2 separate regions of the Homo sapiens genome follow, and region 2 is linked to region 1. The links are chromatin loops, found by intact Hi-C in ENCODE. Cell type or tissue: Calu3. All regions are shown on one strand. Links, peaks and the distances in the headings refer to the core of each region. The heading gives the core; the rest is flanking DNA.

Evidence for each region. Peaks named below come from ENCODE experiments on the same cell type or tissue, not always from the same donor. Only the 100,000 strongest peaks of a DNase experiment are listed, where the experiment ranks them.
Region 2: a loop joins it to region 1, with 2.1 times the contacts of the local background. A loop is called at or near these places in 4 of 110 quality-filtered maps.

Annotation. Positions count from the first base shown.
Region 1 is chr2:160,222,604-160,229,111 of GRCh38, reverse strand. No RefSeq gene overlaps it. Among named protein-coding and RNA genes, the nearest start is that of ITGB6, 26 kb to the right of the region's middle. RefSeq lists enhancers at 1,322-1,857, 4,984-5,153. In Calu3, for the core only: no CTCF peak of the experiment used is centred there; DNase peaks (open chromatin) are centred at 1,600, 3,151 and 4,881.
Region 2 is chr2:160,393,388-160,399,895 of GRCh38, reverse strand. All of the region lies in intron 1 of RBMS1 (RNA binding motif single stranded interacting protein 1), which reads left to right. Among named protein-coding and RNA genes, the nearest start is that of MIR4785, 11 kb to the left of the region's middle. In Calu3, for the core only: no CTCF peak of the experiment used is centred there; DNase peaks (open chromatin) are centred at 2,215 and 3,005.

The DNA.
Region 1 (6,508 bases), core at 970-5,969:
CACATCTCTATAGACCATGAATGTGAATCACTAAATCTTGCTGGATTTCAAGTTTTCACCTCTGTTTAAGAGTACTTTGATAATGCAGCTCCCCATTTATATTATGCATTATTAATATACTTCAGGAAAAGGCTGGATTATCCTGCAAAGTATGTAATCAGAGTAATATGAAAAGCAACAAAATTGATAAAGATATTGAAAAACTTTGTTCCTGGTGAAATTGAAAAACTAATTGAAAACTATGACTCAGCTGTCTGCATTTTTTCCTGATTTAGCAAAGCAGCACAAAATGTACAGCAGCCATGGATAAACTCTTAATGCCCTTCAAGGTAATGAGTAACTACGTGTGACTAAGATGGAATTAGGAGAAAGTCTCAGACATTGAAAAAACACAGTTCCCATGTCTGGTTAGTTCTGAATACTCCCAGTTCTGGGAAAGATTATCATATCATATGCTTGAGTGACATCGGCATTCTTATTTGTCAACGAGAACCTGGAAGGAACAGTTATTGTCTTTAATTTAAAAGTAACTACAGTGATAAAATTCAGGGATCTGTAAATTCCTTGGGCTCCCAGAGGATCTTCCTCTCATACATTCACCCTTTCTCAGGTCTTTTCATATTTTCATCAAGTTCTGTTTGTGAAGTCAGCAAACACCGGGACAGTGAATGTTGGCAAAGCAGAACATTCCTTTGGGGTCTGGGTTTTCAGGTCCTTAAAGAATAGATTGAGCAGGCAGTTTTCATGAAAATAGTGCTCAGGCTTACCTTTAAGTAAAACAAATTAAATTCCAGTGTGAAGACTGTTATCAGAAATCCCCAAGCCCAACCCAGCTCCTGAACTCTCTGTACCGCTGCCATGGATATTTCAGACAGTAAACAGAACTTTTAGCCACTTTAATTCACTATACCTGCCTTGGGCTATTTTAAAGTTATTTGACTTCTAGCCTGTGGAATTGGCTATGGTTTGCTTTCAAAAGCTGCTTTTTAAGTATCCGAAACCAACTGATTGCTCTAGCAGATTCTCTCCAATCTTCCTGCAGTACCCACACATGTCAGAGAGAAAAAGAGAGGTGCCAGTGCCCCTTCCCCCTCCTGTAGGATAAGCCACTCTCCTAACACTTTGGTCACCACCCTGATGCAGGCCACCTGCATCCCAATCTGGTAAGAGGCTTCTGGTTTCCATAGTTGTCGCCCAGGAAGCTTGGAGCCTCCTCTTTCCTCGATCTCTACATCCAATCAATCAACGAGTCCAGTCAGCTCTACCTCCAAAGACCCCAAATCTGTCTATGCTCTCCAAGTTGGATCTGGTCACCCTGGCCCCATCACCATCCTGCCAGATCAGACTCCTGCCTGGTCTTCCTGCTGCCTCTCTTGAGCCACTTCAACCCCTTCCTCCCACAGCAGCCTAAGTTCTCTTTTTTGAACATAAACCAGATTATGTTACTCCCCTGTTTCAAATTCTAATTGCTTCCCATTATGTAAAAAGCAGAAAAAGCCTCCCCTTTTCCTGGACTCCATCATCAGAGCTCACCAAGCTCACCCCTGCTCCTTGCCCAAGCTGCTATTCTGCCTGGAGTCCTCTTTCCTCTGACCTTTGCTTGGATGACTTCTCCTGCAATCTGATCTCGACTTGTCACTGCCTCGGGGAGGCCTGACCTGGTTTCCTGCTCTAACAGAACCACGTAGTCACCCTCCATCACATTACTCTAAGTCAATTCTCTGAAGAGCATTAGTCACAGTCTGATATTTTCTTATTTATTGTTTTTAACTAGTTTATTTAGCATTCATCTTTCCCCATTAGGATCTCTTTCTTTTTCATCCCTATATCTCCCATGTCTAGAATAGAAACTGTCACATAATAGATGTTTAATAAATATTTTAAATGGATTACTAGAAAAATAATAAATGTCATGGCCACTAGTCATTCAGTATTGGTACCTACTGAGCATTGACGCATGCAAGGTTTTAACCTTATACTACACTGACATGGCCATTTGCAATTTAGGTATAACTTTCACCGCATTATCTCATTTTATCCTTTTAGGAAACAGGGTGGGGAAATTAAGGAAAGGAATTAAGGACCTTGCTGTCAAGAAACTGTAAGCTGTTTTCCATCTAAAGCCAGAAAAAGGAATATGCATGTTAGAAGCTCAGTGCTTTTCTTGCAACAGGGCCAGTTGAAACCAAACCCATCCATAGTCTCCAAGTATTTATTTGCACAGTTGATCTGCATCCTCTTGATTTTTAGCTGGAGCAGCAAGGAGGAGTTTAATGAACAGTAGATGGGCACTAAGGGAGAATTGGGGGAGTTGCAGGACGAAGGAGGGAGGCCCAGTAGGGTGTGAGCCCCTAAGGAGGGCAAAGCCAGAGCCAGAAACTGAGGAGCTGTCAGCACAGAAAATTTTAGATCCTCAGGTGCAAGCAGAGCAGCTTTGAGACTCAAACTATAAGGAAATTTCACAGGGTAGGGTGAGGGTCTTTTCCCCAGTTCTGCGAGGAATGCGGCAGGACCACAGCACAAGAAGGAATGCAGGGAACACAGCTCTGTGGCGCTTTGCAGGTGGGGCAGAGGCCAAGGGCTAGCTTCGTGACCCTGGAAGACAAGCCCTGAATGAAAGAAGCCTCACAGGAAAGAGTTTCATGAGAGATGTTGCAGTGCTCTCTTTTGAGCTGTGCCATAGTCGCAGCCCACTGAACAACATCCCTGAGGTCCCCAGGGAGTTCTGCATAGCTTGGGCACCTGAAAGCTCATGGGTGCCCCAGCCAGCAGCTCAGCCACCTGTGCCAGGTGGGCTGAGCCAGAGACTTGGCCCTGAGCAGGGGAATTGAGACACAGGATACCGAAAGAGGGGCAGTTTCAAATGGTTGACAAGCCACGAACATCCAAGAGCTGCAAACTTATTCTCTGCCTACTTGATACATTCTGTGGACTCCCCCAAAAGAAGCAGACAAACTTTGAGAAAGGGGAGGTGTGAAGGTCAGGAGTCACACAGGTGGAGCAAGTAGCTAGCTAACTCTCAGTGAAAGTGGCATCTAATTGGCTCCCGCAGGCTGGTGAGGCCTGGGGACATTTGGTTACATACCTGCCAAGGAGGCTCAGAAAACAGGTTCAGACCTACCCAGTTGGGAGGCAATTAGGAACCAATGCCAAGAGGGAGCCAAAGGCAATGGTGAGCAGAACAATAGCCCTGTTGTGGCACCCAGCCCTCCACAGGCTGCCAGACGCAGCTCCAAGCCCACTGGCTGCTCTGCGTCTGCACTCAGATAGGCATAATTAATTAATAGGAGCTCGCTGTAATCACTTCTGCCCTAGGGCAGCACTCTGCAAAAGTTTACAAAATATGGAAAAGAGTTTCCTTCATTGCAATGACACTGTAAATTCCCACAGAAATGAGCCCCAAATTGTCAAAAGATCTATGGCAAAGGATTTCACTGAGATTGGATCCACAAAGTTATCTATTTAGGAGTTAAATATAGACATATGTAACTTGTCTTTCATGTTGCCAGCAAGGACATTTAAGTTTTGTTTATCAGAAGGCAGAGAGTTTAGTCTATCTATTCTTATATCCTGAACAACCTAGCTGGGATCTTGCACACAGTAGGCACTCAGCATCTGCTGCCTGAAAGAATCAAATTCCAAAAAGAAATGAGCTTTCTTTCTGACTCGGGAGCTCATTTCTAGAGGCAAAACCATGGAGCTTGGTGTGAAAGAGATACATTTCTAATGACACAGAGAGAATCAAGTTCCTTTCACAGTAACCCTCCCTGGAAAAATAAAACAATTCTACTGAAATAAGAGTTGAATCCAAGTAAAATAAGAAGATAATGAAACAATTCTATCTTTTGGTATGGTCTAGTTGCCCTCACTCTGGAAAAGATTCACACATTTGGTTTATTGGAAACCTCTGTGTGTGATGTGTATGTATGGTTTGTGGGGTGTGTGCACATGTGTGTTTGTGTGCTGTGTCACCAGAATGGCAGAAAGCATGAGTCTATGACCATTGAGCCCTGAGAATGCCACTGCTAAGCAATTGGAATAAAAGTTCATCAGTGGGCAGGATGAAGACTTAAAAGCTAACTTGAGAGCAAGCAATGGGCTATTAGCCATCGTGGAGTAGCCCAGGAATCTCTGAATAGGTCTAAAAGAGAGCCCTAGGTTAGTGTTGGAAGAGGTGAGTGGGAGGGTGGGTCTTTGTGATAAAAGATGATGACAGTGTTCACTGGGTTGGCAGATGTATGCTGCAATGAAATGAGGGGCTCACATCTGCATCTCGTTTACCTTTCCACAGACAGCCTTCCCTGGGACTGCTCAACAGACTAGCTGGGCACACTAGTCCAAGTAGAATCCAGGCAGTATCACTACCAGCTCTGGAAAGTGTGCTTATCTCAAAGCTTGACTTCATCAAATGAATACCAGGGACTGTCAGGCAAACTCAGATGGTTTGGGGATTGTAGTACCTTGGGGTGTACTGTAATTGTTACTATTGTATCACTACAGCGGCTATTACCAGGAAGGCAATGTATCTTTCAGGAAATGTATCAGTCCTTAAGTGGTAGCGAGACCTTTTAGAGAATTCAGGCTGCCCAAGACCCTGACTTCAAATTCACAGAATATGTGGCTCCTATGCAACTGGATTTCCTAGAACACCACAAATCTCAAATATCCTGCACCCTTGTCCTGTGAGTACTCCATGGATAGCCCCTGCCAGGGCTTAGTGCTTGCTTTTGGTTGAGAATATGTAATAACCGCCCTAGTTTAATAGCAAAACTGAGATTCTTTGCATCAGTTGTTGCTTCTGAAATGATGATGACTCATCTGTCTCTTCTAACTTCAGAGCTGAAGGTGAGTCATCAGGGAAAGAAGAGGTGGCTGTACAGACCCTGAGGACTCGGGTTTAGGAATTAAAGAGCCACGTCAGACATGACAGGAACAAGCCAGAAGTCCTTAACCACCATCCCTGAGCTGAGCCCTGTGAAGGGCTAGTTTTAATTTCATCTAGTTTTTCTCTCACCACTTTCATTTTTACTTATTACTACCTATTGAGCCAGAAGTGGAATGGCCAAAACATTTCGAGTGAGGCTGATTTTTCAGGGTATTTACAGTCAGCCTGGAAGCAGCAGGAAGTAGAATTTATAGATTTGCATTACTAGGCAGGCAATTTCCCAAACCTCAAGATTTGAACTTGTTTTTAATTAAATAGATGTATAGGCCTCGATGGGACTAGGTCTCTGAATCCCAGGAGGATCTCCCTATAGATTGAGATAAGATCCTTAAGCCAAAGTCATTTGCATGCCTGAGAGATCACCAGCAGTTGGGTGCTCCAATCACTAAGAAAGATGATTGCAGAGTGAAGTCAATCCCTGGGAGATCAGAAAGGTCTTGGCAGGTATGGAGGGTGTTGTCACACCTAGTACTAGGCTTGAAGGAAAAGGTTCTTGCAGCATGACGAGTTTTTTCAGCCATGGAGAGGGAGCATCCATTGGTGATTAAAAGCAGGGCTCCAGGTTGGGTTCAAATCCCAACTTCCATTCCACTCTGGCTAACCTTCGGTAAATTTCTTAAATCCTTTAAACAAAGCTTTCCTGCTTTTATGATGGGGATAATAATAGCACCGCCATAAAAGACTGCCGTGAACAAACCTGCAATGGCTGCTGATTTAAAAGCCTTTATCTGCACGCATCAAACCACGTTACTCCCTTGCTCAAAACCCTCTCATTTCATCAAGAGGAAAACCTCAGTGCTGTCTGGGACCTTCAAGGTTCTGGTTTCCTACTATTTCGCTGGCCTCCTCTGCATCCCTGTCCCATACTCACTGCCCCACCATCACTGGATGGCCTGCAGTTCTTGACACACAGAACAGCCTGATGTGCAACCACCTGGTTCCTCCTCCTGAAATGCACGCCTACCCCATGTTGGGCTACTTTGTTAGTCACTTTCTATGAGAGGCCCACCCTGACCACACTAGATGACAGAGCAAACTCCACCTTCCCCAACACTCTCTAAATATTTGCTGAATGTAAAGCAGCAGGATCCCAGCTTCCCCCACAGGCCCCCAGCTCTTGCTAGGTGGCTGTCTCCAATGTCCTTGAGGCTCGTAGATATGCCCACAAAAAAACAGGGCGTTACCACAATCTCCAGGTAGCATGTCATTCTGAGTTCCCACGGCTCCGTGTTTCTCACTCATAAGCCATTGCCCATCCTTAGGTAGTGAGGGTTCCTGCCAAGGGTACAGTTCCTGCCTGTCCCCAAGGCCTGCAGTTCTCCAGTGCCACAAAAGTACTGGATGCTGGGCAGAGGAGAGAAGAGCCCCTTTGCCAGCAACCTGCCCCTGGGCCCTGAGGCAGTTCACTACTGAGACTCAATGAAGAGTTTTTTATCTGCTTTGGCCATCGGCCCCATGACCACTAGGCTAGAGAGTGGAAGGTATGCCAGCTTTTCCATCTTCCCTACTTTTCTCCTCGGCAGCTTCTTCCCCAATTCCCCTCTCCAGAAGGGGACAAGAACT
Region 2 (6,508 bases), core at 801-5,800, 170 kb before region 1:
GTAGCCTCATTGTTTTGAATTGTCTTAGATTCTTAAATCTCCCCCTTTTTTTCTTAGTTATCGGTCCTATCGTCCAGCATTTTCTTTCTCTGTTCTAAGACAAAATCTCTTTGTCTCTCTCCTCTTTGGAGAACTGCCTATAAATCCTTTTTGGAAGACCATTTGTGATCAACCCAACCCTGCCAATTCAGATATTCTAGAAAGTACTTTGGCTCTATTTTGTATTCTCAGTTTTATATGTTAAATGTATCAGACCAATTCTAAGACAGTGAATAGTTCTTTTGTTTAAACTGAAAGTTTAAGAGGGGCTCAGAAACATTGAGTTATAATTAATTGAGTTGTAGGTGTAAGTGATTTAAAAAAAAAAAAAGCATACAGGAATCTTTGCGAAGTAAACTGGTGGCATGCAGGAGATAATACTGGTGCACATTAGGGGAGAAACTGGGCAGGGAAACCAGCTAGCTAGTTGTTAAAACTGCTGAGAGCTAGTGAGGACCCAAAAGAAGTCAGTTAAATTGTAGGCAGGAGGAGTGACCAAATTTTATAGATACTGAAATACAGGAAGCCCTTAAAATTGTATGCAAAATGTGCATACATTGGCTGTTTCTTTGGTAGAGATTCATAGCTTTCATCCATTTGTCAGAGGGATCTGTGTCCTCCAAAAGTTCTCGTGACTGCATTTGGAAGGAGAGGGAGAAGAACTTGAACAAAATTTCTAACTCAGGAGACAGGATAATTGGTTGCATCATGGAAGGCGACATTTCAGGTAAAAAGAACATTGATTCAGCAAAGATTTGAAGATAGAAAACATGGGCTTTATCAGGGAAGTAGTGGGTAGTTCAGGTTAGGTTGACTGCAGGGTAGAGTTTGAAGAACAGAGGTCAATAGGAGCAAGCTTGCTAAAATGGGTGAGAGCAGAGCCTGAGTTTAGAAGGTATTGTCTCAGTTGAAATAAAGATGTAAAATGTGGCAGTGTGAATGTATTAAATAGAATGGATTCAAGATATTGTGTAGAAAGAATTGACAAGATTTGGCTGGTGACTGGCTGGATGGGGAGGGGAAGGTCTCGGGAATAGACCATCGTAGGCTTCTAGTCGTAAATGATTGGGAAAATGAAAAGTTACTGCAACCTTTTTTGCTCTGGGGCTCAGTGATGAGGAAAAACCCAGCCTTTCTATTACAAGGATTTTCCACATCATCATCATCATTATTATTATTACTGTTATTATTTTGCTATTAAAATAAATTGGAGAGGGATTGTTGAATTCTGATACTGGTGTCCAGACACCAGGGATACTTAATATCCTGCAGTGTCCAGCTCAGTTTCTCATAAGGAAGAATCGTCCAGCCTAAATGGCTAATCACACACCCCTAGTGAAAACCACTTTAAGAAGTTATTTTGGTTGGGGAGATGGTTGTAAGCATTTCTTTACCACTCCCTTGAGATTACCTTGAAGTCAGAGTAGAAGCTGCCTCACATGTCTGCATGGATTTTCGTGTTTGTCCTGGATCTTCTCAAACACATTGTTATATGGCAAATTTCATTCTTGGTAATATACGTCATTCATAATTATACAGTCACCTTTAATATCTATAGTCTAACAAGTACATTGGTTATATTAAAACATCTCCCACCTCAAAGGAATATGGAAGATGGGCAGATATAGTGGTGAGTGGTTTAGAGTATTCAGCCTACCAAAATAAGAGTTTCTGGGGGAAAGGCAGTGAGTTTGGTTTGGCCATTTTAACTTGTCCACATGAATTACACATTATTCTTCCCACTTGCCATCCCAGGCAGAAATTTCTAGCAAGCAGTTAGAGAACCGGAGCTCTGGGGAAGAAGCACAGAAACTTCTCAGATTTAATAGGTGGAGCATTGGGAATGGATTAAAGCACTCCGAGGAGAGAATGTGTCAAGACAAGAGATGGGACAGACTTCGGGGAGCACAGATTCTATATTGGGCAGGAGTAGGGGGGAGCCTTAGGCAAAGTAGGAGGAAAGAAGTGGCACAAAACTGAGAGAATCCGGAGAGTGTCACAGAAGCCAAGGAGAACAAAGTTTTAAGAAGAGGTGGTCAGCTCCATTAAATGTTGCCAAGAGGTCAAGAAAGACAAAAGCCTAGTAAAGGGCCATTGGAAATACCCATTGGGAGGTCTTTGTAAACTTTTAAAACAGAAGTCTCAGTGGAGTCCTGTGTGTGTAGTGGGGCGGGAAAGGAGGGTGGAGGCAGGGGTGAGGGAAGCACATTCCAAAGGGTTTAAAGAGTGAATGAATGAAGAGGGTGTGTCTTTAGGAAAGTCAGACGCCAAAGAGAGTTTTTTTCCTGAAAATTTCAAGTGACAGCCTAGAGACAAGATTATTTCAGCATCTGTGTTTGTAGGTAAAGCAAGGTGCTAGAAAAAAGAGGGAATATTTGGAAATAGGGCTTACTTTTATGAAAGGTTGAGGCAGGATTAGTCTTACAGGAAAGGGCTCCTCAGAAGTCTTCCTGACAGTGATTACAGGAAGGAGAAAATGGGTTATGCTAGAGAAGGCAGGAAGGCCAGTGAAGCTCACCTTTTTATGAAAGCTTAGGATTCAGTAAGGAGGCGAGGTTGTCTGTTCAGATTCTATAAAATAAAAAAGATGGGATTTTCAGTTTAAGGAGTATGACAAAAGATTTGGAATAATGCTCTTGGGAATTTGGTGAGCATTCAAACAGAAATGAGTGCAAGGATGACTCAAGCAGTAGTAAGGAGCCATGGGAGTTCAGAGGTACGAGTTGGCATGGTATCCTGACCCTCCACGAGCAATAAGTAAGGGAAAGCATCTGGATAATGGGTTTATATAGGGTTTGACATTGGTAAGATGAGTATGCTCTGAAAATTGAGAGCACTGTTCCAAAGGCTAAGGAAACGTGAAATCAAGAAAGACAATGAGCTTTTGGTATAGGGTGGGGCATGGAGATTCTGATAAGATCCTTCCGCCTAGGGGAAAGTCCCCGGACCTCGGTCAGAGAGTGCCACGTGCATGCGCAGGTAGACATTCCCTACGGCTGGGCGCGGTGGCTCACGCCTGTAATCCCAGCACTTTGGGAGTCCGAGGTGGGCGGATTACGAGGTCAGGAGTTCGAGACCAGCCTGACCAACATGGTGAAACCCCGTCTCTACTAAAAATACAAAAATCAGCCGGGCTTGGTGGCGCCTGCCTGTATCCCAGCCACTCAGGAGGCTGAGGCAGGAGAATTGCTTGAACCCGGGAGGCGGAGGTTGCAGTGAGCTGAGATGGTGCCACTGTACTCCAGCCTAGGCAACAGAGTGAGACTTCCTTCATCTCAAAAAAAAAAAAAAAAAAAAAAAAAAAAAGATAAAAAGAAAAGTCCCTGGGAGAGAGAGGTGAAACAGGCTGCTTCAGAGAGGAAGTTCTGAGGTAAAAGCCTTGAAGGTAGAATAGTCCTGGGATCCTTCCTTGTGGAGTTGTTTGGAGGATTAAATGAGATAGTACATATGGGTCTGTCTGGCACCTAGTAAGAACTGAGGTGGTTGTAATTATTAAGATGAAGTTCTTGTATAAATTACACCTCCCTCTAACTACTGTTGTAATATTTGTGTAAATCAAATCATATTTCAAACAGATTCCACAAACCATGAAACACAAACCAAAATAAAGTGTTAATTTTTTTCAACTGAACCACATGGCCAACGTCCATTTAAAAAAATTTCACTATCAAACCATTTCAAAACACAGGTTGCTTTTAAAGAAAAAAAGTTGGACATTGGTGTGGATCCCAGCTCTTATCACTCGAAGGGACATTTCTTAAACTTTCTGGGTCTTAATTTCCTTGGCAGCAAAACCAGGGGTAATAGTTACTCAGTGTTATTGAGATGATTACATGACATCATCTGGGTGACAGCACGTGGCACATTACCTGGCACAGGTACTCTGGATGCTTCCCTCCTTCCTTGGGGTGTCTCCTAACAGGTCAGTTTGTATACAAAAGAGGATTTTGGAGGAAGGGTCAAGGAAAGCCTACGGTTATAATCGTGGAAGAAAATTGTGATCATTCTGTTCACTAGCCGAAAATCCTTGTGATGAGAAAGACTTGTGAGGATTATTATATTTGTCCTTGCTTCTCAGGGTTAAGGGTCAAAAGAGTTAATGTAAGATAAAGTGCTTTATGATATGTAAACACTATGGAGATGTTATTACAGTTTCTGAAATAGATGCCCTCGACTATTATGTGAGCATTTTCCTTCTTTCAGCATCTGATTTTTTTTTTTTTTTTTTTTTTTGAGACGGAGTCTCGCTGTGTCACCCAGGCTGGAGTGCAGTGGCGCGATCTCAGCTCACTGCAAGCTCCGCCTCCCGGGTTCACGCCATTCTCCTGCCTCAGCCTCCCAAGTAGCTAGGACTGCAGGCGCCCGCCACCACGCCCGGCTAATTTTTTGTATTTTTAGTAGAGACGGGGTTTCACCGTGTTAGCCAGGATGGTCTCGATCTCCTGACCGCGTGATCTGCCCGCCTCGGCCTCCCAAAGTGCTGGGATTACAGGCGTGAGCCACTGCGCCCGGCCTTCAGCATCTGATTTTAAATTCAGAAGTTTATTGTTCAAAGCTGCTTTCCTTAATTGTGCTTACTAAGATACACGGATTCTATTAAAGGTTGAAAGTGTTCAAGGAATTAAAATACTCATTTTACAAAGAAACTTCGGAAACACTACATACTATGTAGTATTGTCCAGGAGAGTAAAAGTGTAAATTAGCAGTAAAAAGTCTTCAAGAAGTCCTACAGTGGAGATATTTGTCTGACTTCATGATTTGTTTTCCTAGAATTACTTGATCATGGAATAATTTAGTTTTAGAATATTTACTAATTGTGTTCTTGGAACAGTTTGGGAACCACTTATTTAAAAGAAGCTTTTGCATTTTAGTGTTGGAAAGGACATTAGAGATTATCGGGTTCAACCCCTTTAATTTACTCCTAAATAATTAAAATCCAGAAACATTGAGTGATTTGTTTAAATTCTCACAGCTTGAAAAGCTGGATCTTCTGACTTTTACTTAGTGCTTCACCATCCTACCTTAAAATCTTTGTTTTTCTAAGTATGGCACACACTTGCACTAATGTTTTTCTAATGAATGTTAAAGAGTGTATCTTTTTAAAAAATCATTGATAGAACTTCAGAATTGCTTTTATGTGAGGTTTAAAAAGTCATTCTCTGAACAGAGTAGGCCTTTAGCAATAGTAAGTTGCATGTTAACTTCAGGCAAAATAAACTAGTATCTGCCAACTCTCATTTCTTTTTTTGCTTTTAATTTCTCCTCTGTTAAGGTCAGTTTTTCCACCTGTTTTATTGCTTTTTAAAGCATTTACAAAGTCAAGAAAGCTGACTTGAGAAATCAATCTAGTTTAAAATGTCAGTGATCTGGAAAACTCACACATTCTAATAATGAATATTCTTTTGTCCTCTAAATTTGTTTTGTCTTTCTCATATAATTGGCTGTGGGTAGAAAAATTTGCATACTTTCAGTCCCTTCCTGCCTGACTTATTACAGCATGCAGAATTTACTCTGTGGTTTCTAGGTGTAAGTTCCTGTATAGAAGAAACCACAGTTAGGACTTTACAACCCTACTGTGGAGAAGGCTCGTCTGTGAGGAACACACTGCTGTGTGTTCTTGAAAATTCTGAATGGCCACTTGATCATCCTTTGTTATAATAGGTAATCTAGACTAAATTGTTCACTTGTACCATCTAAAAAAAAATCTATATTAAGGTTCTTAGTTGCATAGTCCAACGAAAAGTGGGTGGAAGTCTGTCGGTCTCCCTCACCAACTGTTTCTGGTGTCTACAACATGAAATTTTATCCTGAATGAATTCTGCGATGTGATACTAGTGTTTCGGATGAAGTGATCTGAAGGAATGTTCAGTATATAATGTGTTATTACAAAAGAAGTGTAGTATACTAGGCCAAAAGGACCCAGAGATGAGCTTTTCCCAGTACTTATTTTAGAGGTGAGGACATCGCATAGCTTATTTGTAACAAAACCAGGACTAGAACCCAGAGATCCTGACTGCCAGTGAAGCTTGGCTATTTTCTTTTTTTTTCTTTTTCTTGTTTTCTTTTCTTTTTTTTTTTTTGGAGATGGAGTCTCTCTTGTTGTCCAGGCTGGAGTGCAATGGCGTGATCTCAGCTCATCACAGCCTCCGCCTCCCAGATTCAAGTGCGTCTCCTGCCTCAGCCTCCCGAGTAGCTGGGATTACAGACATGTGCCACCACACCCGGCTAATTTTGTATTTTTAGTGGAGACGAAGTTTCTCTTTGTTGGTCAGGCTGGTCTCAAACTCCCGACCTCGGTGCTCTGCCCGCCTCGGCCTCCCAAAGTTGCTAGGATTACAGGTGTGAGCCACCGCGCCCGGCCAGCTTGGCCATTTTCAACCAAATTCAGCTTGGATTATCATTCATTCAGTCAATATTTTAGAGTACATTATGGGCCAAGAACTGTGTTAGGCCCTGAGGGCAATAACAA